Regions from separate parts of the Mus musculus genome. Here all the other regions are linked to region 2. Evidence: chromatin loops called from intact Hi-C (ENCODE). Cell type or tissue: heart. All regions are shown on one strand. Each heading gives the region's core, and the rest is flanking DNA. Links, peaks and the distances in the headings are about the cores only. Region 1 overlaps Gm33501 (a long non-coding RNA gene). Region 2 holds the start of Gm34030 (a long non-coding RNA gene). Region 3 has its middle 160 kb from the start of Gm33501.

Evidence for each region. Hi-C counts contacts between places; a loop is a spot of excess contacts. Peaks named below come from ENCODE experiments on the same cell type or tissue, not always from the same donor. Only the 100,000 strongest peaks of a DNase experiment are listed, where the experiment ranks them.
Region 1: it touches region 2 in a loop (6-fold over the local background); 10 of 42 quality-filtered maps call a loop at or near these places.
Region 3: a loop joins it to region 2, with 2.2 times the contacts of the local background. A loop is called at or near these places in 4 of 42 quality-filtered maps.

What each region holds. Positions count from the first base shown.
Region 1 is chr8:56,880,708-56,888,786 of GRCm38, forward strand. It overlaps Gm33501 (a long non-coding RNA gene), which reads right to left. Exons shown (of 3, transcript XR_378983.2): 1 at 7,786-8,079. Among named protein-coding and RNA genes, the nearest start is that of Gm33501, 4.1 kb to the right of the region's middle. In heart, for the core only: a CTCF peak has its summit at 3,677 (motif pointing right); no DNase peak of the experiment used is centred there; H3K27ac peaks cover 1,159 bases.
Region 2 is chr8:57,328,891-57,336,969 of GRCm38, forward strand. It overlaps Gm34030 (a long non-coding RNA gene), which reads right to left and starts at 6,250. Exons shown (of 4, transcript XR_378998.4): 1 at 5,498-6,250; 2 at 3,867-3,958; 3 at 3,611-3,664; 4 at 2,801-3,140. Hdnr (Hand2 downstream lncRNA) reads left to right here and starts at 3,545. Exons shown (of 3, transcript NR_131041.1): 1 at 3,545-3,743. RefSeq lists an enhancer at 4,238-6,001. In heart, for the core only: a CTCF peak has its summit at 4,640 (motif pointing left); DNase peaks (open chromatin) are centred at 3,491, 4,251, 5,071, 5,581 and 1 weaker place; H3K4me3 peaks cover 2,500 bases; H3K27ac peaks cover 2,500 bases.
Region 3 is chr8:56,720,535-56,728,613 of GRCm38, forward strand. No RefSeq gene overlaps it. Among named protein-coding and RNA genes, the nearest start is that of Gm33501, 160 kb to the right of the region's middle. In heart, for the core only: a CTCF peak has its summit at 4,272 (motif pointing right); no DNase peak of the experiment used is centred there.

The sequences.
Region 1 (8,079 bases), core at 2,245-4,744, 450 kb before region 2:
AAAGACGCAACAAACCGGAATCTTCTGCGGCAAAGCTTTATTGCTTACATCTTCAGGAGCAAGAGAGCAAGACAGCAAGAGAGCAAGAGAGCAAGAGAGAGCAAGAAAGCAAGAAAAAGAACAAGAACAAGAAAGCAAGAGAGAGCAAGAAAGCAAGAAAAAGAACAAGAACAAGAAAGCAAGAAAGAGAATGGCAAAACCCCGTCCCTTTTAAGGAGAATTATCCTCCGCCTAGGACGTATTACTCCCTGATTGGCTGCAGCCCATCGGCCCAGTTGTCATCACGAGAAAGGTAGAACACATGGCGGGAAAACTGCCCCTGCACGTGTGCAGATTATGTTTACCACTTAGAACACAGCTGTCAGCGCCATCTTATAATGGCAAATGTGAGGGCGGCTCCCAACAGTGTCTCCTAAACATTGCAAGGAAGTCACACGCACGAAACCTCAACAATATGGTTGAAATGCATAATGAAAATAGCAGTTGAAGGCTGGAAAGATGGCTCAGTGATTAGGAGCACTATCAGAAGTTCTGAGTTTAATTTCCAGCAACCACATGGTGGCTCACAACCATCTGTAATGGGATCTGATGCCCTCTTCTGCTGGATCTGAAGAGAGTGACAGTGTACTCATATACATAAAATAAGTAAATCTTAAAAAAAGAAAAAGAAAAGAAAATAGCAGTTGACATGCCAGTGGGGATGGGGAAGTTTCACAAGCCCCCACTTGTAGATGAAGAGCTACAGGCAATCAGTGACTGATGAGAGAAGACACTTAGTTTTCTCCAGGGAGGAGACCCCCCCCATAAGTTATCCAATGCTAAGTGGCAACCCTAAGGACGTGCACAACTAACTAACACCAAGGAACACTAAATGGACTCAATAATGAATACACACACATACATATACATATATATATATGTATACATATATATATATGAATATATATAACAATAATAATTATAAAAGAGATCACAAATTTGAGGGGGAGTAGAAGACATGAGTTAAGGGGAAAAAATGGGGTACAATAATATAAATATAGTAATTATATACTAAATTCTCAAATAAAAATAAATAAAAACATACTCAAGTCATTTCAATGAGAATGAATGAATAAATAGGTATGTTTTGTAATGTATTAAGACATATAGGACAGAGTCAATAAGCAAATTATTTCTGTGTAGTAGAGTGAACCACAGTGAGATTATTTCCTTTGACCAATAGAGCAAAATAATACAAATATGATAAGCAGTCAACACGTTTTTCTCTTTTTTTTTATATTTTTTATTAGGTATTTTCCTCATTTACATTTCCAATGCTATCCCAAAAGTCCCCCATACCTCCCCCACACTTCCCTACCCACCCATTCCCCCTTTTTGGCCCTGGCGTTCCCCTGTACTGGGGCATATAAAGTTTGCAAGTCCAATGGGCCTCTCTTTCCAGTGATGGCCGACTAGGCCATCTTTTGATACATATGCAGCTAGAGACAAGAGCTCCGGGATACTGGTTAGTTCATAATGTTGTTCCACCTATAGGGTTGCAGATCCCTTTAGCTCCTTGGGTACTTTCTCTAGCTCCTCCATTGGGGGCCCTGTGATCCATCCAATAGCTGACTGTGAGCATCCACTTCTGTGTTTGCTAGGCCCCAGCATAGTCTCACAAGAGACAGCTATGATGAAATATGAGTTGTAGAATACAGTGAAGAGACTGTAGCCAGTATTAATCAAGTATTCTAGGATTGTTTAAAGGAAGGAAACAGGAAAACTCTCTAGTACTATACAGCTTTCCTCAAAAGTAAACAATAGGTATATATTTTATGAATATAAATTTTAATTTGCTAGTAGTATTCCTAAGGAATAAGTATTGTGAACATCATGAAGGTATGTGAGAGACAGGCTTCAGTTAACTTTGCTGTATAACTGGAGGTTATGATCAGTGCAGACACAGCTAAAAGAATAACTGGCCTTTGGTGAGCCAAGCCCCCGCACAGGAAAGAACATTCTATGATCAGTGTCTGATCTCATTTCAGAGCACCAGGCACTGCAGATTACCGGAGAGATGGTTTATTTTTTTTCCCACAAGTCCTATTGTCAGAACTTAAAACACAAACTGAATTATTAGAACATCACAGCAAAATCCAGTCACTGTATATTTTGGAAGAAAAAAATACAACAGAGATAGAAAATATAGCTGGGGGTGCTCTTATATCTTGTGACATATGATATATTGATTGATTTAGATTCCCACTTTAAGATACAATAATGGGCCACAATTATAGCCCTGAAAGTTATATTTGAGGAATTTATGATTTTACTCTTCTTTGGATTGTGAAAGGCACACACGGATTACTATGTCACTGTGTGAATACACACCACTGCCACCAGCATCCCACCCTACCCTGGACATTCAGTGTCCTGGCCTGTAGTATTGCAAATACCTGCAAGCAGTGAGCATTCAGACACACACACAGCAAAGGCAGTCTGTCTGCGAATATCTGGCATACCATCAACAAAATGTGCAAATATGTAAATACACCATTTAGTGTTTAACTGACACTTCTTAGTGTTTATTTACCATAGTCTGCAGTTGCATAAGAAAAGACTAAAATTTCTGTCTGAAATCCAAAAGGGTTTTGGTGTGGGTTCAGCTAAGAATGGCGTGGATTTCCATCTTGGTTCCATTTTAATGATTGTGTGTGTGTGTGTGTGTGTGTGTGTGTGTGTTTCCCAAAAGCTCTAAAACGGGAAACATTTCTGGGAAGCAAAGTATTTGGCCAGGAGAATTTGTCTTTCCCTGTCACAATCTTTAGCTACCATTCAGCTAAATGTTGTTTGGAATAATATGGCCCTAATGCCCCTATCTCCTGCTGAATTGCTCAGACGGGTAGGAGATTAGAGTGAAAAGAGGTGCCGGTATTATCTATGCGAGTGCGCCAGGGTCATGCTACACTAACAAGACCGCCCCAGCCCGGGTGACAGAACCCAGCTGCTGGTCCGCAGGCCCTTCATGTCAGAGGGTTCCACTTACTGTGGGGCCAGTCTGCAGAGAGCCTGGATTCTAAGTAGGTCTCTTCCAGCTCTAAGTGAGACACTGACTTCATCATTTTTTGCCCCCTCACCCCAACCCTCCTCTCCCGCTTTTTTTTTTTAAGGAAGGGCTTACGTGTAAAATCACTTACCTGTTTAACCTATGAACTTAAAGAAAACTTGGATCCCCACTTAAAATACCTAAACTCGGGTTTGCCTTCGCTCCATCCTCCCAGTAACTGTACTAATAAGTCGTTTATCACAAAGACAAAACACCGGGTTTCATTTTATGTTGTCCTTACAGTACACAGGCCCTCAACCATGAGGTTTGGTGAGATGAGGTTTTAGCTCAGGGTTCATTTGTTTTATATCTGTCTTGTACGAAGCGATGCCCTGTGCACAGAGAACACGGTGTGCCTATATTAAAGAATTGTCTTGTTTTTTTTTTTCTCTCTCTCTCTCTATTTTTTAAAGGAAGTAAGTCTTCCTTTGAGTGTTGCTTAATAGATATGTATATTTATATTCGTATATATGATGTAAATAAAGACTTTAGCATAGGATTTGGTGAGTGGCTTTCTTTCCTTTCCCTGCCTGTTTCTGGAGTGAAGGGTTTTAGGTTAGTAACACACAAAACCTGGTAGAGTTGTTTAGCCAGTAGAGGGAGATAGAGCTATCCAGCAGCTTTACTGGGTACTCTTTTTTTTTTTTTTTTTTTAGTGTGACTGTTTCTTAAATGCTCCACCAATAAGAACACTTTGTACATATCTTTTCCTACAAGAGTGAAGCTTTAAATGAAAACTATCCATACCTCTAAGGAGAATCAGTCAAGAGAAGATTATAAGAGTAGCCTTAGGAAAAGAGAATCATTGGAAAGAGAAAGAACTTTTTAAATTATCCTCCTCTTCCCATTGGACACGCAGACTTTGTGTGCCCCGGTACAGGGGAACACCAGGGCCAAAGGGGGGGAGTGGGTGGGTAGGGAAGTGGGGGTGGGTGGGTAAGGGGGACTTTTGGTATAGCATTGGAAATGTAAATGAGCTAAATACCTAATAAAAATGGAAAAAAAAATTATCCTCCTCTAACTACCACAACTTAGAAAGACTACTAAATAAACTTGCATTTACTTAGTGGCAAAATAGTTAAGGAAACACTCTTCAGAGATAAGCTCAAGGAGACCTCAAAGCTTGATCCTGCCTTACACTTCTGGTGTATCAGTGATCTCAATGTGTTAATGGGTGGCATAGATTTCGTCAGTTCATTGAAAGCGTTTGCACAGGCAAGCTTAAAAACAGAAACAAAAAGCATTTCAGGTTCCATAGGGTTTTTTTTTTTTTTTCATTTATCAACGCTTGAAATTTTAGTTAAGTGATTCCAAAACAGAGTCTCCATTTTATATGATGCTTTTAAGTTCTCAAAGTATTTTTATAAGCACTATCTCATTTTAAAGCAGTCTGCTGTTCTTTAGGCTATAGTCATCTCAGCTAGCATTTTAGAACTTAATGAAATTGTGTTACTAACCCTTCCATGACGAGTATAAAATGTGTCGAGGTGGAAACTTTGCCGAGAGCTACTAAATTATTCTTTCAACACCCAGAAACCTTTTGCACTTTTATTTCAACAGAATGAAGTTCTATTGAGTTTCTGTGAAATTAAATGCTGTTATGAATTTGTTGTGGCCACTACTGCTGGGGATTTTGTAGAAATAACTAGATTTGTGGGTGTGCCCAGATGTGTCCATCATAGAATAAGACTTTTGAAATGACACTTTTGAAAAAATTGATGAATATGATAAAAATGTTTTGTTATTAAAAAATTATATTGTGGTATTTTTAAATATACCCAACAGTGGATAAATATTTTTATTGGTTATTTTCTTTATTTACATATCAAATGTTATCCCCTTTCCTGGTCCCCCCTCCCAGAAGCTCCCTATCCTATGCTCCCTCCCCCTGCTTCTGTGAGGGTGTTCCCACTCCTGCCTCCCTGCTCTTGAATTCCCCTACACTGGGGCATCGAGCCTTCACAAGACCAAGGGCCTCTCTTCCCATTGATGTCCAGCAAGGCCATTCTCTGCTACATGTGTCTGTAGCCATGGGTCCCTCCATGTATACTCTTTGGTTGGTGGTTTAGTCCCTGGGAGCTCGGGGGGGTGGGGAAGTACTGTTTAATTGATATTGTTCTTCCTTTGGGGTTACAAAACCCTTCAGCTCTTTCAGTCCTTTCTCTACCTCCTGCATTGGGGTAGAGAAAGTCCTACCTCAGTCCGACGGTTGGCAGTGAGCATCTGCCTCTGTATTTGTCAGACTCAGTGGAAGAGAGCTGGACCCGACCTGAAGTCAGTCCCCAAGTCCCTATAGGGCTAGCACTCATAGTATCAGAAGGTGTTATACAAATTGCCAATGGAGAAAAGCAGCCAACTTTATCCATCTGTAAAGTTTAGGAGGCACAGCAATGACTTATTCTGCATGATAAGCCCCGTGGGGCTATAGAGACCCATACATCTGGTGGAAACAACTGTCTAATTAGACTTAGCTAATCAATAGGAGGGAATTCACACCTGGTACTGGAAAACCTAAGCTGGAGAAGTCATAGACCCTACAGGAGAACCCACTACTGCCATTCTCCTAAACCAACATCGGTTTTGGTTTTGGTTTTGGTTTTGTTTTTTGTTTTTTGTTTTTTTTTGTTTGTTTGTTTTTTGTTTTTTTTTTTTTTTTTTTTTTTTTTGGTTTTTCGAGACAGGGTTTCTCTGTATAGCCCTCTTGACCTCAGAAATCTGCCTGCCTCTGCCTCCGGAGTGCTGGAATTAAAGGCGTGCGCCACCACGCCCGGCTACCAACATCATTTTAAACTGTATTCTAAATATGTTTATGCCCACAAATAAGTGTAGCTCTCATCTCTTGACAAAGAAACTTGTTTTTTCAGAAAATGAAGACAGAGCTCCGCAACTGGTCAGTGACTATGGGGTGCCCAAACACAAATGGTACAACTACAATGAAACCCTTCTACCTAAGGTGCAGAGAACATTGAGAAAGAAGGGGTTGAAAGGGTCTAAGAACCAGAGGTGGAGATATCTAGTGCTAGTTAGTATGTCATATCTACGACAGAGATGTATGAATTCTCAACAATTTACCTGCTCAGCTCAGCTCACAAACATGAGATCTATCTTTAAGAACCTAAAGATGAAGGCAAAGAATGAGAAGGTAAGAATGCCAAGTAGAGAGGATTCAAGTTTGCTAACAGTTTTTTTTTTTAATAGGTATCTACAGAACAAATAAGAATTGAGGTTGGGCCATTGAGGAGACCATCTCAGTATTCCATTATTCTAAGAATCAGGGAATAAAATGTGACTGTCTCCTGCCCTTGCTGACCTCACCACCAATAGTAATGCTGTGATGAAACTCAGGGAATCAGGAACAAAAGTAAACACCAGATAGGAGGCTGTGTTAGGATGTTAGGTAAAGAACAAAAAAGCTTCTGGAAGTTTAATTGTTGAAGCAGCATAAGTCTGGAGAGAAGGTGTATTTTAGAAACACACACGGGTAGCCCTTTCTTACATCGTCTCCTCCTTCCTGGCCATAGTAATGACCAGCTCAAAGCTGCATTTCCAAGCATCCTTTGCAGATCATTGTCAAGTGAAATACAGATGGAGGGACTGTGAGACACCTATAAGCCAACCTTCTATAGATGAGTGCCCTGAATTTATTTCTTCGTTGTTTCTGGAAAATGTGTTAGATACCACACATATTTCCCATTATCCTAGGGACATAAATAATACTATTTTTCCTTAAAGTCTTACATGAGAAAAACTTACTTCTCTGGTTTTCAAACCTGTGTTTATGCTCCACTTACTTAGAGTAACTAGCACTGTATTTTTACCAGTAGAATCCATATGATTTGCTGATGGGTCCAATTTAGATATGAGAGAAACAGAAGAGCCAAAGATAGTTTTCACAGTTTTGAGCTGAGCAGGTGAAATTCTTATTTCTGAAGATGTGGAAATATACAGAAGGAGCAGGTTTGTCAAGAAGATCTAGAATACAATTTTGGTTATTCTTTGTTATAATAATTTTACCTTTGGAAATTATAACTACACCATTTTTTCTTCTCTTCCCTCACTTCAACCCTTTCCAAGTGCCTACCCTGCGCTCTCTCTCTCTCTCTCTCTAATTCATAAATTCTTTACCCTTATCCATTCTGACATACATTTATACATTCCTAAATATATTTGGTTTCTATTTAAAATTGGCATGTATTAATTTTTCATATTGAAGACGGTCAGTGTAGTATTCCAACACACACATACTGAATACATTGATGAAATTAGTCTCTTTGTAATCTTAACTTTTATAATCTATATCCCCATGAAATAATAAGTTTTGTTGTGAACTATAATTTTCTTTCTTTGCTTGGGACACCACAACTAATAATCCCTTCTATATGTGCTTTGGGATTTGATAATATTCCTCCACTCTCTACATTGTTTCTTTGTTCTTTAACTGTAATATTCCTCCACTCTCTACATTGTTTCTTTGTTCTTTAACTGTAATATTCCTCCACTCTCTACATTGTTTCTTTGTTCTTTAACTGTAATATTCCTCCACTCTCTACATTGTTTCTTTGTTCTTTAACTGTTTTCTTTGGTCAATACTTTTTAAGGCAAAACCAATTTGTCTGATTTTGCTTTTGTTTGTTTAAAGATCATACACAAAACATGATAGTCTATTGCTATGTCTTGAATATCTTATGAGAAACTCTTACCAGTTCCTGTCAATCAGTGTTGAACCTTGATTCTTGTGGCCTTCCCATATGAGAGAGAAGACATCAGTCTTATTGTGTATGGATCACGTCACTGAATGGCTTCCGTTGTATCTACTTTGTTTTAAAAGGCAGGGTTCCATTCTTCTCTAAAGATGAAGGATATTCCATCATGGACACAGACTGCATATTCTTCTGATGCACTCATCCTGGGCTAATCTTCACAGATTCCTTGTCTTGGCTACTTAATGATTAGTTTCATGGAAGGTGTTGTTTGGAATGCCAACGTCATTTTCT
Region 2 (8,079 bases), core at 3,361-5,860:
TTGTTTTGTTTTGTTTTGTTTTCCTTGTTTGGGGTGAGAAGGGGCCAGTTGGCGATGCTTACGTGAAATCTTCCAATCTCTCAGTCGGTCCTGTGCCTTCCTCTTCGAAAAGCCTCCGACTATTGGTCCCTACCGATCAGAGTTCCTTTGCTACCCATGAACCAAGCGCTGCTTCCCTACACCAATAGAGACAGCCTGGGGGCGGGCGCGGGGGTTGGGGGGGGGAGTAACGCCAGTGCAAAACGGGGACCCACGTGGTTACGAGTAGCCCTTATGCGGCCAAACGACTCTCAGGGAACTTTTTAGAGGTAACTAGTGTCCCGCCCACTGCACCCGCCTGTACTACAGTTCTCCGGACCAAAATGATGGAATTTTCCTGCCTAAGGGGACAACTTAGTGATTACAGGACTTCACTTCTCTTGTGACTGCACCTCTGCACCTGCTTTAGAGCCTAATAGATCTAGTGACAGCTGCCCAGCTGGTGACACTTCTTGAGCAGGACAGGCGACTAGCGCGGTAGCTTTGTCCTCTGTTCTGTTGCGGCGTCTCGAGCAGAGAAAGGAGATCTGTGTGTGATACCTAGATGCTCACGCCCTCTGACCCTGACGAGCTGTTGGCTGGCAGGACAGGTGCTGTGATGAACTCAGTATCTGAGCTGTCCAGGATGGAGATTTGTGTTTCCCAGAGAACTAACAAACTTACAAACCCACCCATATTTCATGAAAACCTCCAAAAATTCCGATTGGCCAGGCCAGGGACTTCATTTCAGAGCTTGGAATTCTTAAAACTTCTGCAGAAAATTCTAGAAACACTGCCTGAGGCCACACCAACCACCACAATTGGTACAGAATTTTAGGAATGTTTTTCTTGAGCCACCAAAACTACTGTCTTATGTGGGTAAGGGTGACACTATCAAATATGAAGAAAGAATAGGCCAAGGCCTCCATTTTTAAAGTCTATACCCTTCAAGAGAGAATTGGACATATCCCTGATCAATTTACCTTGATCAAAGATAGATGCCTTGCAGCAGCCTGGGGTTTATTTTCTCATGTACCAAACAGGGCAAACTGCCTGTTCAGTCAGAGGCTACACTGTATTGAGAGATAAAGAAGGTGGCCTTTCTTTGAGGGAATAGACAAATAATGTCAAATTCCATGTAAGGGAACCGAGAATATTAAAACAAGCCCGGGAATCAAGAATTCCCAAGAGTTCTTCACAACCACCCGAAGCAAGTCTACGGAACAAACTCCTCCTGCCTTCTTGTGATCTAGACTAGGAAGGGGCCATTCCCTCTAAGTCAGAGAAAAATGTCACCCTGAGTGTCCCATTTCCATTCATTTCTATCCTCTGCAAATGGGGAAAACAATCAAGTGTATGGTCTGAAGAGCTGATCCTTGGTGATGTCAGGACTCTGGCCTGGCTGAGAAGCAAAGGAAATAAAAGCAGGGAGCCTGGTTGGTTGGTTTGTTTGTTTGTTTTGTTTTGTTTAATAGTGTTGCCAGGTGGGTTCTTCATGGTCTGCCTTAATGTTGGAATCTGGTTAGCTCAGACAATCAATTTCTCAACCAGGTCACTCAAAACCACAAAGATCCACACTATGCTGACCTACAGTATTTTCTTGCTCCGGGTAGAAATTATATGAGAGTGGAGTCAATTTAGATGGTCCACTGGCCCAGGGATTCTCCCTGTATGTCCCCAACCAAAGAAGCTAGATTCGTAGGAAGCTGAGCCTTTCTGATAATGATCATGGAGTAGTAGACAATTCTAGCCTCCAACCAATGCCTCAGTTGCTTTCTTGAGTAGTTTTTGTTTTCCAAAGTGTGTCTGACAGGACCTTGGTAAGAAAGTACAGACTTACCCAGAAACTCTCTATTTAGACTAAGTATCGAAACATGACAATCCCCTTGCCTCTGACTTCCAAATGCTGGGATTAAGGGCACATACCATTATACTCAACTTCAAATAATATTTTTAATACACAACCCATTGGATCCAACTAACCTAATGCTTCTCTTATGACTAAATGGAGTCTTTCAAAATATAATTCCCTTACATAATACCAAGCCATCTTTCAAGCATTGGTGACCAATAACCGAAGTCATGGAGACCTGCAGAAACATATTATTTGTTCCCATGATGTTTGCTGCTCAGCCAGTTAAAAGTCACTTAAAACAAACAATGCACTTACTCAAGGCCAGAGTGTTCAATCTTCATCAAACGTATTGCCTAGAGGAGGCCAGAAAAGATAGTATTCTAACCCAAGATGATGGTAAACCCTCCTTTCTGAAAAGACAGGAATGATGGTCATCCACCGGGGCCTTCTTTTTAAGATAGATTGTTATTGTTGCTTGGCACAGACATTTTTGTCTTTGGGATAAAACAGAAATGCTCTCTCTCTCTCTCTCTCTCTCTCTCTCTCTCTCTCTCTCTCTCTCTCTCTGTGTGTGTGTGTGTGTGTGTGTGTGTCTGTGTCTGTGTGTCTGTGTGTGTGTGTGTCTGTGTGTGTCTGTGTCTGTGTCTCTGTTGCTTGTGGCTTTAGTTTTAAAGAAAAAACCCTGGAAACAAAAATCTAAGTTTGTAGTAGTAGTTGGGAAGGGAAACTAATGCGGTTTTAATGGGGGGTGGAGATGGTCAGACCGCCTGACCATCGCCTTCCCTTGAAAATCTGGTTTTCATATTCTCGCTCAGTAATCACCCAAAGCCATAACTGTCTCTGAAATTATTCATTAAAGTCATTTTCAGGGATTCTCACAGGATGACTCTTACGTTTATGATCTGAGAGCAATGACATCAGCCTCTGTCTTTTTTCCGCTTTTAATTAATGCTCTGGAAAGACAGGGTTGGGGGAGGTTGTGAGCCTGGGGAGGGGGCGGGAGGGGTGGAACTCTTAGGCCTCTCTGCTTTGGCGCGGTCAGCTGAGCGCCGGCGCGCAGACATCCTTTGATTAAGGAGGGTATTTCGAGGAGTGCAGGCTGTGCAGAAGATCACGGCTGTGCCCTGTGGTGCTGTCAGCAGTGACAGATCCCAGATGGGGCCCGCTACTGTATGGCAGATTGAGTTTCTCAACAGAAAACTCACCCTTCCTCCTAAACGTCTTCAAAAACCTTCTCCGGATACTCCATTCATCCAGGTCGTGTCGTCTGAAATAGAAACAGTCCAATCCCAAAGTTGGTTTTGTGTGCGTGTGTGTATGCTGGGTTTATCTCCACCACCATCCCCTCCCTTCCTCTTCTCTCTGCACTGTCTCTCCTTTGTGCATCTTGGACTCCTGAAGGCCACTCAGAGCATAGATGCGGTGAGTGGGGGGGCGGGGGGGAGTGTCCCTGTTTACCAGGCTCAGGGCACCAAGTGGTGGAACCAGCACTGAGGTCCCCCCACATGCACCCGGAAAGCAAGGCAATCCTGTGGGTAGAGAGATGCGGGCTAAGGCAGTGGGTCGCTAGGGGAATTCAAGGTGGACCCAATGAGTCACACACTCTGGAGAGGAAAAGCTGGGGGCGGGGAGGGCGGGAGATAAAGGAAGAAACTGAAGGCGCCTTGTCTCGACTCCAGCCAGCTTAGTTCTTTGGAGAAGCAGTGTGGAGTCCTAAAAAAGGAGGCTGAGTCTTACCGTTGAGGTCGGTGCCGGTAGAGAATGGGAGGGAGTCTGCAGGAGCCAAGCACCCTAAAGAAGAGGAAGAGAGCACGTTGCTGAGATTTGAACAGCGACCTGAGAGGTCAGACTGGACCCAGGCCTCCTCAAGGTGAGAGGGGACGACGGGTGGAAGCCCAAGTTTCTACACAATACTCCCCCAGCAAATCGTATTGTAGAAATAGGAACTTATTGCAAACTGTTCTTTAAAAGTAGTTTCAGAAATGTTCCAAACCTTTGCTCTGCAGAAGCAACGGAGATGGAGATTCTTCCCTTTTCCCGGCCCTTCGGTCCTTCTCCGGAAGAGCTACTCTGGCCAGCTCTGGGCTAGGGGCAGTGGCCGAAGAGAAGGGGAAAGTAAGGTTGAGAGCACTGGATTCGAGCCCAGCAGAGAGCGGTTTCTAGGCCCCACCCACCCTCCCCCCAAGGTTTTCTTAAAAGTGAATCTTGGCGTGGTTTTTGCAGACCAAACATCAGAAACCCGGGAGAGGAATCTAGAGAGTGCATTTTGTTCTGTTTTGCTTTAATAATAAGTAGTGTGCCTTGTTAAACACCCTATTACCCCCGCCCCCTTCTCCCACAACCTCTCTGGAGAAGAGTCTTTCCGGAGCGCCTAGAAACCTAAAAATAACACGCCACGCTGAAGGTCCGGAGAAGCCACCGGCCACCTCTACAGAGTGGGGATGCTGCCCGTGAAAGGTCATCACTTTCTTCACCCCGACAACCTGACAACAAAGCCCAAGCAGTTGATCCTTTCCTTCCTTTGAGCCCAGGATCCAAGCCCGAAATAGATGGGGAGGCCCCAACCCTACAGCCATGAGGAAAAAGTGGTTCCTCGGTGACCACCGTGGCCACCGTGGCCACCGTGACTATCTTTCGAGTTAGAGCCTTTGGTCAAGTCTAGATGTCACACTTTAAATGCCTTCCAATGTTCCCCTTCTCGAGTCTAATTTTTGCAAAGAAATGAGATGGGACCATCAGACTCTGCCTATGTTGCTGCCATCTGGTGTGCGAGCAGTCTCCAGCTTGTGCTCCAGCTTGTGCTGAGAAGCACGGCTGCAGTACCTTAGGGGTAAACCTATGATGCCAACCCCACTCACCTCCGCCAATGTAAGTTCTTCCTCCCCTCCCCTGACAATTCCAGCCTCGATTATCGGGTTAAAAAAAATCGAAAAAACTCTTTATATAAAAACAAAACACGCTGAATTTCAAAACGACCGCTCACCTCCTCTACAAGACAGCTTTTGTTTTCTTTGGCCGTGGTGGATGAAAGGAGTTTATTTTGATTTTGTTTTCTTGTACCCACATGTCTTGTAAAAAGGTTCCTGTGCACGGGCCTGCCTCCCCCACCCCATGACCGCGGGGGCCTTGCTTCCAGACTTCGGTCCCCACCACTTGGGTTTTAAGCCCTCGCCTGGAGCCGAGGTGTAATTGTGACCCGCCCTAGCTCCGATCCTCCCGGGGATGTGGTTGGCCTGGCCAGACTGAGGCCGGGACCTCCCAAGTGGCGGCCTAGGCTCTCGAGAGCTTCGAAGTCCGTGCCTCGCAGCCTCCTCCCCCTTTCTTTCCTCTGCGGACCTTGCTAGCTTTTTCTCTTGGCTCTGTACTTTGCTCACCTCCCAGCTCAGAAAGGGTAAATCTTTTCTCTCTTTCTGTTTGCTTTATTTTTGTTTCTTTCCCCTGTCAGGCATCTTATTAGGGCTCGCTTAGTCGCCTTCTCATTGAAACCCCAGGTCCAGAGAAGCTAACAACCTTGATGGAAATCTGGGGCAAAGAACTGGGAGCCTCTAGCCGGCCCCCTCCGCGCCGCGGCGCAGTCGGATCCCGGAGCGCTTCTGCATAGCGTCAGCGCGCCGGGTAATTTACCTTTCCTGCGCGTCTGTCAATATGACTAATTTCCACCCGGGTCAAAAAGCCTTTCTCCGGCAGTCCATCTTGGAGCGCTCTCTTAACGCGGTAGACGGGGGTGGTTGTTTTGTTTCCACCCTAGAAATAAATACTCTTGGGGCGTCTCTGCCCGGGCAACCCTGAGAGGAGCAGGCGAATATACACCATGTCAATTAAAAGCAGTTTGCCTTGAACTACGAACTGTGATTGGGTTTCAACGACAGCGACTTGCTGGCCTTTTTAATACACATTACCTAACTCGTCCTTGATTCCAACGCTTTCTTTAGAAACATATTTTTTTTCCCAAGAAGAAAGTAATTATTGCTCCAATTCTTCTCCATTGGGTGCAATTCCCTAGTGAAACAGGGTCACAATTCAGGGTGTGTTTTAAACATCGGATATGATTGCTAATCTGACCTAGACTATATATCATCCAGGCGATGTTTTACAATAATTTTTAAACTGCTACCGACCTCTAACTGCGAACCCGTGCTGTGGAGGCCTCCAATGGAAGGCTGGATGATTCTCCAGTGACAGACTCAGGCTTCTACAGGCTGAAACAAAGGAATGGGAGACAAGGACACTCATAGTTGGGGACACCCACTTAGGTCCCTTCAGCTCTGAAATATTTTACTTCACTGATACAGGTGTAACTGGGACTGAAAAGTCTTCAACAGTAAGAACACAACTAATAAAATTTAACAATTTAACAAACTTGAACACACACACACACACACACACACACACACACACACACACGACTTGGGGAATTTCAGGAGAACCTGAAAACTAGGAAGGGAGGCCTCTGCCAGGAGAGGTGGCACACCCTGCACCAGGATGCTACCTAGTTGCTACCTAGTGCTCAAACTACAAGCATTCCTTAACCATCACACCTGTCTCTGGTGATATCTCTCTCTCTCTCTCTCTCTCTCTCTCTCTCTCTTTCTCTCTCTCTCTCTCTCTGTCTCACACACACACACACACACACACACACACACACCTTTCCCTCTCTCATCTGCTGGAGCATTTATAGCCTAATGAAAGTATATCCTTTAGGAAAAAGACTGTCTATAAAACGTGAAATATGGAGAACCCGATAGGATAGTCCCACCCAGGGTCTGGCCTGATCCTGGAGGGATTTTTTTTTTAAGCACACACACCCTGTATTCTTCTGTTGCTTTCATAATCGCGCTGTTACTTTTACCAAAGTATGAAAAAAGATTAGTGACCTCTGTTTACTCCCCGTGGGAGGGGATTTCAGCCTGAAGACTTATCTTTATTTGTAGGGAAGGCATTCTTTAGTGGGGAAAGGAGTTTTTTCATCATCCTTTGTCATCTTTGAAAAGCCCTGGCACCATATGTTCCAACAGCTGGGGAAAACCAAGAGCTCCCTCAATTCCCCCTTCCTTCCCTTCCTACCTCAACTGCTCCCCTCTATTGCTACCTTTTGGGATCTCAGACACATACATTCTCCTGATCACTGTATGAAATTCCTCCCAGTGTCCTCTAGAAATCATGTAAGCACCTGTTTTGTGGGGGAAAAAACAACCCAATTTTATGTCTGGGACAGGATCTACTGATTTACAGAAATGGACAGAGCAGGAGTTTATTCCCTGTTTGTTTGTTTTTTTCCCCCGCGTACTGTATCTTTAACTAGGACGGTTTCTTTTTAAGTCCCTTTCATTTTGCAGTTTGACCTTTGCCACTAGAGCAGTTCAGGTTGTTTACTAGCCAGGACTATACAACATGAAAAACTTTTGGAGACATAAACATCAGAGTGAGCTGCAGGGCCAGTGTCCTTAGCAGAGTGGGTTTGTTTATTTGCATGCTCTTGAGGACCACAGCAGTTCTAAATTAAAATATCTTGGGCATGGGCGCACTCTTTAATTACCTGGAAGTAATGAAAGTGAATGGTTATCCAGTCCCAAGCATTTAGTTGGTTCCTTTGATTTCGGAATTTCACCCTTAGTTTTGACGGCTTTTATTCTTCTTTTTAAAAATTTAGCTTTGAGCCAGGCATGGTGAGAAGCCTACAATCCAAGCACATGAAAAGTGGATTCAGGAGAATTCCCAAAGGTTGCCTGTCAGGTCACAGCAAGTTCCAGACCAGCCAGGACTGTATAGCAAAGCGCTGTCTCTGAACACACACACACACACACACACACACACACACACACACACACACACACACACACACACACACATTTAGAGCATTATGTCTTCCTTCCCAAGAAGTAGTTGCCCAACTTTTACCCCTTCAGAGTTCTGGCAGAGAGGTAAAGTGTGCTGCCCATTCGGAGCGGTACAACTGGGTGCTGGTTCTCTGAGAGGAAGCCCTTTCTAAGGCAAGGCTCTTCAAAAACATTTTTTTTCATTACAAAACATCTGTTAAAGACTGTCTTTCCAGTTATATTGTACTCGAATTATAGGCTTCTCACCGTGCCTGACTCAAACCTAAATTTTAATGTAGTCTTTCCCTGTGGCACTAAAGACTCGCAATCCTTCAAGCCTGCCCTCCCAGTATCTTAACTGGAGCTGCAAGTGGCTTTAAACAGGCTGGT
Region 3 (8,079 bases), core at 3,174-5,673, 610 kb before region 2:
ATGAGTACATTGTTGCTGTCTTCAGACACACCAGAAGGGAGCATCAGATCCCATTACAAATGGTGGTGAGCCACCATGTGGTTGCTGAGAGTTGAACTCAGGACCTCTGGGAGAGCAGTCAGTGCTCTTAAACAGCTGAGTCATCTCTGCAGCCCTGTCCCCCCTTTTGAGCCTGGTTATCATGCAGCCCAGAGTGGCCTCACAGTCAATATGTAGCTGAAGATGGTCTTGAACCCCTGATCTATCTCCTTCTCCAAAAGCCCAAATTACAGAACTGAAGAATGAGCTGGAACCTTAGAATTGGGAACAAAACACCCTTGGAAGGAGTTACAGAGACAAAGTTTGGAGCTGAGATGAAAGGATGGTCCATGTAGAGACTTCCATATCCAGGGATCCACCCCATAATCAGCATCCAAACGCTGACACCATTGCATACACTAGCAAGATTTTATCGAAAGGACCCAGATGTAGCTGTCTCTTGTGAGACTATGCTGGGGCCTAGCAAACACAGAAGTGGATGCTCACAGTCAGCTAATGGATGGATCACAGGGCTCCCAATGGAGGAGCTAGAGAAAGTAGCCAAGGAACTAAAGGGATCTGCAACCCTATAGGCGGAACAACATTATGAACTAACCAGTACCCCGGAGCTCTTGACTCTAGCTGCATATGTATCAAAAGATGGCCTAGTCGGCCATCACTGGAAAGAGAGGCCCATTGGACACGCAAACTTTATATGCCCCAGTACAGGGGAACACCAGGGCCAAAAAGGGGGAGTGGGTGGGTAGGGGATTGGGGGTGGGTGGGTATGGGGGACTTTTGGTATAGCATTGGAACTGTAAATGAGCTAAATACCTAATAAAAAATGGGAAAAAAAAAAGAAATACGTGGGTTTGAGTACTGGCACTCGCACATAAATACTTGCACTGTGACTTCAGACAAGAAATTTTTTCTTAACTGTTTGTTTTTAAATCTGAAAAGCTGGACTAGTACTGTTCAGTACTGCAGAATGCTTGTGAGATTTGATGATATGTAAGAAAAATCCAATATAGTAGTTTGAATGTAAGTCTAAGTAAATAGTAATTACTGCTACTATTACTTAAAATAATCAGACACACAAAAATATAATTCTTAATCCTTTCTGGGAGTACCTTGATATTTAATTACATTTCATACTACATTTCTTCTAGAGTTACCATGCACAATATACTTGAAATTTTTTCACATGAAAATATTTTCACATATAAATAATGTAAAAGAACATTTTTGGATGACAGTAGAAAGATAAAGTTTGGCCCCAACAGCAAAGCAAGCTGTGGTCCTTGTGGTATGCACAATCTACTCAAGTCAATGGTGTTTTTATGACCAAAGAGCTGAAGTGTTAAAACTCACTATATCCACAAAAGCAAACAAGAAGGAGAGGAGAGTGAAGTGGCTTCCCCTGTCCCTTTTAGTATCAGACCTGTCTATGTCTCAATTAGTACTTCCCAGCTCATTGTATCTTATTCATGTCTAGTGAACCAATTAAATCACAGAGACCCTTTACTCACAGAGTTGGCTTCAAATAAAAGTTGGGGAAACATTACTCCAAGTCCTCTATTCCCTCCCCTTCCCTGCACTCCCCTCTCCTTCCCTTCTCTTTCCTCTTTCCCCTTCCTTTCCTTCTCCTGCCTTCCCCCCTCCTTCTCTTCCTCTCTCTTCCCTTCCTATTGTCCTTTACCTGTCTGTATTTCTTTGCATCTGTGTACACATGCATACATATGCACATATAGAGGTCAAAGGACAAAGTTTGACATCAGCTGCTTTTCCATCTTATCTAAGATAAGGCACCCTTGCTGGCTTTTTTTTTTTCTCTGCATACACCAGGATAGTTAACCCACAGACTCCTAAATATTGACTTACCTCTATCTCCCCTCTCCCTATACTGGCATAGGAATTACAGCTTTTACTTATGTTCTGAGGGATTTATGCAAAGGTCCATCCTTGCACTGAAATGTCTTTGCCTTATGAGCCATCTCCCTAGCTCCACTACTGGTTTTATACCCATGTCCACATCCCACCCATTGCTCCAGAGTCCTCCCTTCTATTCAGAAGCATGCTAAGATCAAGTCTCTGGCCTCCATTCCTGGCTCCATCTATAGAAACAGATGTGTTTCTTCTAGCAGCAAGCTCAATCATTCTTGGAAAATTTCCCCCATGTGAACCTTTGGCAGAGTAAGAGCACCAACAACAATAAAATAATTTCTTTCTCGTTTTTTGGCATTAATTTTACTATTTCCAATTGTTTGACTTTAGTGTTTTATGCTAAAAGATCATCTTAAGATAAGTGAAGAGAGAAAGAATAAAACATTTGAAGGAAACTTAAAATATTTATACTGGCCTATAACACATAGGAAAAGGAGGAGGGAACTTCCTCTAATTCTGGCCTCGGAGCTCAAGGAAGGCAACTTTCCTAGTAGCTCCCTGGCTATTAAGTGTTCATCATCAGACAACAGAATACTTTTCTGTCTGCACTTTGAAAGGAGAACCAGTGTTTATGTGCAGTTCCAAGTGGAACCACTAGAACATTTGCTACTAAGAATCCACATGTAAACACTGGAAGGAGACATCATCTGGTCCTAACACTGGTAATAATTTCTGTTTGTATTAACACACTATTTGATTAATAAAAGTTTGTAAATACCTATTATGTGCCTGCTTTAGTAAGCCCTGGGTTTAACATGAGTTCCCTGCCTCCTGTAACTCACAGTTTATTGAAATGCAAAGATAAATATACACATATGGAGTTGAATCCTTTAATAAAACCATTATGGGATGCTCGGAGGGAAAAAAGAAGTCTTTGGATTTACTTGTATGCATACTGAAGGCAGGGGTGAGTGGTTTCAAACTTATCAGGGGAAGACCAAAAGGGGAGTTGAACGAAGATATAATTAGAGTGATAAGCATGTTTATCTCACAAGTTGGTATCAGAGAAATGTCAGCAATAATCTGTATAACTAAACCCCAGTGGCTCCGTGTTCTTACAGAGAGCTAAAATGTGTACTATCTCATTCTCCAGCCCTTTTGATTTATTATCAACAGTCTAGTCTAGAGAAGATTCCGAAGTTTTATGCATAATCTCATCTATGAAATGCTTTGTCGTCAATAGTGAAAACACTCTAAGACTGAAGACGGGCTTCTCAGTAAATACGTTCTTGTATGAACTGCAAAAACCCTTTAGAAAACCGTATACCATTCCAGCAACTGCCATGCTCTGGGGTCAAGGTCAAGGCTGTGAGGTAAAACCATAGAGCTGACTAAAAGAACTTTTCACAGATGATTTTGGCATGTTAAAAGACAGTTGTTTTTTGTTTTTTTAAATAAAAGTGCTGCTACTTTCCCATTATTCTTGTGATGAAAATATTACCCTCTTCCTTTTTCTTTTAGAATTAAAGAAGCCTCAATAATTTTATTTTTTGGTGGTATCAATAGAATACTTATTTAGAGACTGTAAATTGTGCATAGTCCTTAGTGACTTGTGGTTTTAAATGTCTTTTGTAAATCTGATCAACAAGGTCACTCTTGGGTAGACATGACTAGTGGGGAAGGGGCGGGGCATCACACTATGATTCTATGAAATACTGCCACATAGCACTTATTCTTCCTCCTTTGCTTTTTGAGGAGTGGTTTACCCAGTCTCAAAGAGCAAAGGAAAATATGTGTCATGCAAGTTGGGAAAATGTTACAAGGATACACAAGTGAGGTCCATAAAAGATCAAATGAAAACAAAAGAAAACAAAGCAAAAATCCTCACTAACGAAGCCCTGCAGTGCAGAACCTAATCTGGGATTGAGGAAGATGGAGAGTATGAGAAGCATGCTCTACAACCAGGTTTTGGGTAAGCAGCATGGTGGACTGACTTTGTGACGAGGAGCTACAATGGATGGACTCCTTTACTACAGGAGTAGGATTAAAACTTTCTATTTGTAGTAAACAAAGTTTGGAAACTAGTAATTATTATAGCCTAGGCTGCTAACTGTGTAATGTGGAATTCGAGGGATTGTTTGTTTGTTTGTTTGTTTGTTTTCTGGAGGAAAGTGGGCTTTGGGGAAGTTAAGTCACCTGGTAGAAAAGGGAAATAATAAATTTAGCCTTCCCCCATTTTTCTTAGTAGAACTTCTGGATGAGAATTTAAAACACACTCTGTAATTTTTCAAGTCAAGAGTCCAATGAGATTAGTGGATTTGTCGGATTTTTCTAATGAAAGGCAACATTAGTTTTATTGAAAGAAATCAGCTTTTTTAACCACTAGGTGGCATAATGTTTTTTCCAACACTTTCAACACAACTTTAGTATCTCTCTCTCTCTTTCTCTCTCTCTCTCTCTCTCTCTCTCTCTCTCTCTCTCTCTCTCTCTCTCTCTCTCTCTCTCTCTTTCTCTCTCTCTCTCTCGGCTTGGGATATCTGTTTGAAAATCCCCAGTAAAACTAGAAGTTCATTTTCCACTTCTTTCCAGTTGGTGGTCTCTGCTTCAGTCACACATGCTTTGTCTACCATGTGTGTGAGGGGAAACTGAGTGAGGTAGGTTCTAGCTGTTCACTTTTAGGTTAATGAGTGGTGCAGAAAGTCTCTCTTGCTCTCTTTCTTTGAAAAGATGTCAAAGGACAGATTTGCCATTAGATCTTAAGTAGCAACTGATTTGCCCATTCATTATCTGTGGAGTTAGTTGGATAGTGAGAAACTACTAATTATGTTTGGGTACTTTGTCTGGACCATGGTATTACTTTTATTGCATCTCAGAACAGTGAAGAGAAAAGCCGAGGTCAGAGTCCTCAGGATGTGTTGACTGTATTGGTGAAGAGGAAGTCACTGAACATGCTTTGTCTGGAGATGGAGTGTAGTGAACAGACTTGGAACTGAACAGCCACACAGACATCAGCCAAACCCTCAGTTGTCCTAACAAAGAAGATTAACCCTAGAAGCAGGGCTCGCAGACAACCAAATCTGGGTACTTAGTAGGTATTTTGCCTCACTTTCTTTCCAACCCCCCAAGCTCTTTGTTTTCTACCTGATGCTATTAATCATCTTAGCTATAAAATTGTCTGCAGTCTATTTGAAGTGGAAATATCTTTTAGAAAGTAAGCACAGTTTCCTGGCAGGCCATACACTCGAACAAAGCTTGTTTTCAGTACCATCAAGATACTGAAGTCCCCATGGAGATGGATTTTTTTCCAACTGTTGATGCACAGAATCTACTCCTGACTAGTTAGAGCCTCTGGGGATGAAGCAGGAACATCTTAGTCTTTCAAAAGCTTTCCAGTTTATAGTGATGCATGCTGACAGCCAAGCCTTTCTGATTATAGAAATAGGGAGCTCTGTTGTTTTCCTTGAAGCAACATTCTGGTATGGTACCACCATTTTTTAGTGACTCCACCTTAAAAATCTGTCCTCAATGGTCATTGTACCTGTGTATAATTACCCACTAAGTTCTGCATCCTTTGTCTATGCTTTTATAACCTTCTGCTTCATCCTTCCATCAATGCTATCACCCAACCTTCAAGGTTCCCATCCATTCCTGTTTTTCTGACACTGGTAGGTACGACTTAATTTTCTGATAACCTAATTAAAATTTTTGAACTTTCTTAAATGGTAAAGTAACACAAGAAATAGAAGAAGGAATGACGTTCTTGTGTTAAAGAAACATTCTCATTAACTCTATAACTCAAAAGAAAACCACCACTAACTCTTGCAAGCCAAAGGTCAGCATTTGATAACATTTTGAAGTCCTACACACACACCTTGCAAAATTATTGGACCACTAGCTACTGGTCTCACATATAATGATAAATGTGCGTGTCTAATTTTAGTTACTACATTCCTAGGAGTGTGGAGAGCAGACAGACTTATAATTAATTAAATTTACAATATGTTGAGCTACAAGACTCATCCTGTTGGAGCTTATACAAAACAGGCAACAAGATGTTGCTGGAAAACAATGGCAGAATTCACTTTGGTTTCAAGTAAGAACCACAACTAGCCATGGAAATCCTTGAGCACTTCAGGCCTATTTAAGTTCACCTATTTTGTTTTTTTCCATCATTGACCCATAGCCTGTTGGACTTTTCCAGTCAATGTAACCTTATATAGCTACCAGCTGCTCCCATGTATGCGTATAAAACTCCAGTTATAGTATTAGATTAATGGACTAATTCTTAATAGTCATTTAGGAGACATAATCTAATAGACTTAACTTGAGTTAGAGAATCAACTCTGGCCAATTTAGTCACAGGTTGCTGAGTCAGGACTACAGTTGTTGTAGGACCTCTCCTTAAGAATGAAGGTTCTCAAAAGGGGAGTCACTGTGAGGCAAATTTAGAGCTGTCTACTGTGTTAAAATGTGACTGAGGTGTAATTGATAACTTAGAGTAAGTAAATGTATAGAAGAATGAACACAGAGATCATAATCATGCTTTATCAGGACTAGAACAATCTTGCTACAAAAAAAATCAGTTAATTATCAGGAGAGCATAGAGTAGGAGAGAAGGAGAGAGTCAGGAGCAGGTTCATTCAACTGCATAATCCACAAACATCTCATATGTCACTCCTAGCATGTGTCTTTTGATATATTGCCAATAAAATCCAACAAAAGAAAGAGAGGAAAAAGTCATTTACACAGAAGGTACCAAGTCTTGCTGATAGCTAGTTGGACAGCTTACCATCACATGACTGAAAAGGAGATTGGCAGATGTAACCTAGTGTCCAGGAAGAAAGTTAAGATGTTTGAGAATTGTTAGCCCATGATTACTAGAGCAATGTGATTTCAGCAGGATGGAGGAATAATCAGAAGAGAACTTACATCAGAAACACTATATAAGATCATTTTGAGGAATAGATCCTTAACGTTGGAAAGAGAGCAACAATTCTTGGAAGAGAAAATATAGACAAGAATCTGGAGTTATGGAATAACTATATTTGAGGATTGGTGATATGATGAGTCAATGAGCAAGACTTGGGGGAAATTGGGTGATCTGCAAAACCCCTTATCTGGATCTTTCTTTTGAAACTGTCATTCTGTTGCCCTGAGCCATTCAGGAGATCTCCCCAGAAAATGGATAGAAATTATGATGGTAAATAGAGGCAGCTAAAGTTTGAAGAAAAATAATTGAAAGGAACTTGGTAATGACTATCTTGATTACATTGTGTTTTTCCAGTGAGACCTGTAGTTTAAAGATAAAGACCTATTGTCATTTTCTTTGTAAAGTATAAAAAATTCTTAATGATTGTCTAACAAAAATTTATCTACAAAGATGAGAGTTTAAAAATAATCATGACCAATATAACATATTTTTATTCCCTGTATTAAATTGTATTCATATAATTGTATTTTTCTATGAACATGCCTTTTTATTGGATGGCATTTAATCTCAAATATCTTAATAATGAACGGGTTGGTTTTATTTTTCTTTTTGTTCAGAATTTCTTTTAAATCAGACATCTGGTATTTGGCACTCAACTTCTAGTAGACCAATTGAACACTTTTAAAGGAAAAATAAATCATATGACTTTCATTTTAATTTTTACTGTAATAGTTTAATGTAGCCAACATACGCAGAGTAATAGCATTAAAATAAAATCAATAAATGAAGGATTAAAATCAGTCTGTGTTCAATTTTGCTACAACACTAATTAGAGAAATAGTTTTCAGACCAGAATTGGGTAAACTAACAAATTTTTAAAATCATAATATAATGAGAAGTGCTTGCAGTTTTGTATGCTATTATTGAGAACGAGAGACTACAGAGGAATTAGCACACTTATTCCAATTTTAGGCTATAGGAGAACAAAGTGCAGGAATTCTTTTGCAAGTATCTGTCTGTTAACAAACATCCAGACACAATTTTCAAGCCATTTCACAGCAATTTGTTTTTGATTGGCTATTAATTGCAAACTGGAATGTTAGAGTTCGACTAAGAATAATGGTGATTTCTTGGCATCATAAAGATTTAAAGTTTTTCACTTCACTAACTTGGATATGAGAAAGTATTTCTTAATTCTTGGCAGTCAGGCAACCACTTCCATGGTTCCACTTACTGGGGTTACAATA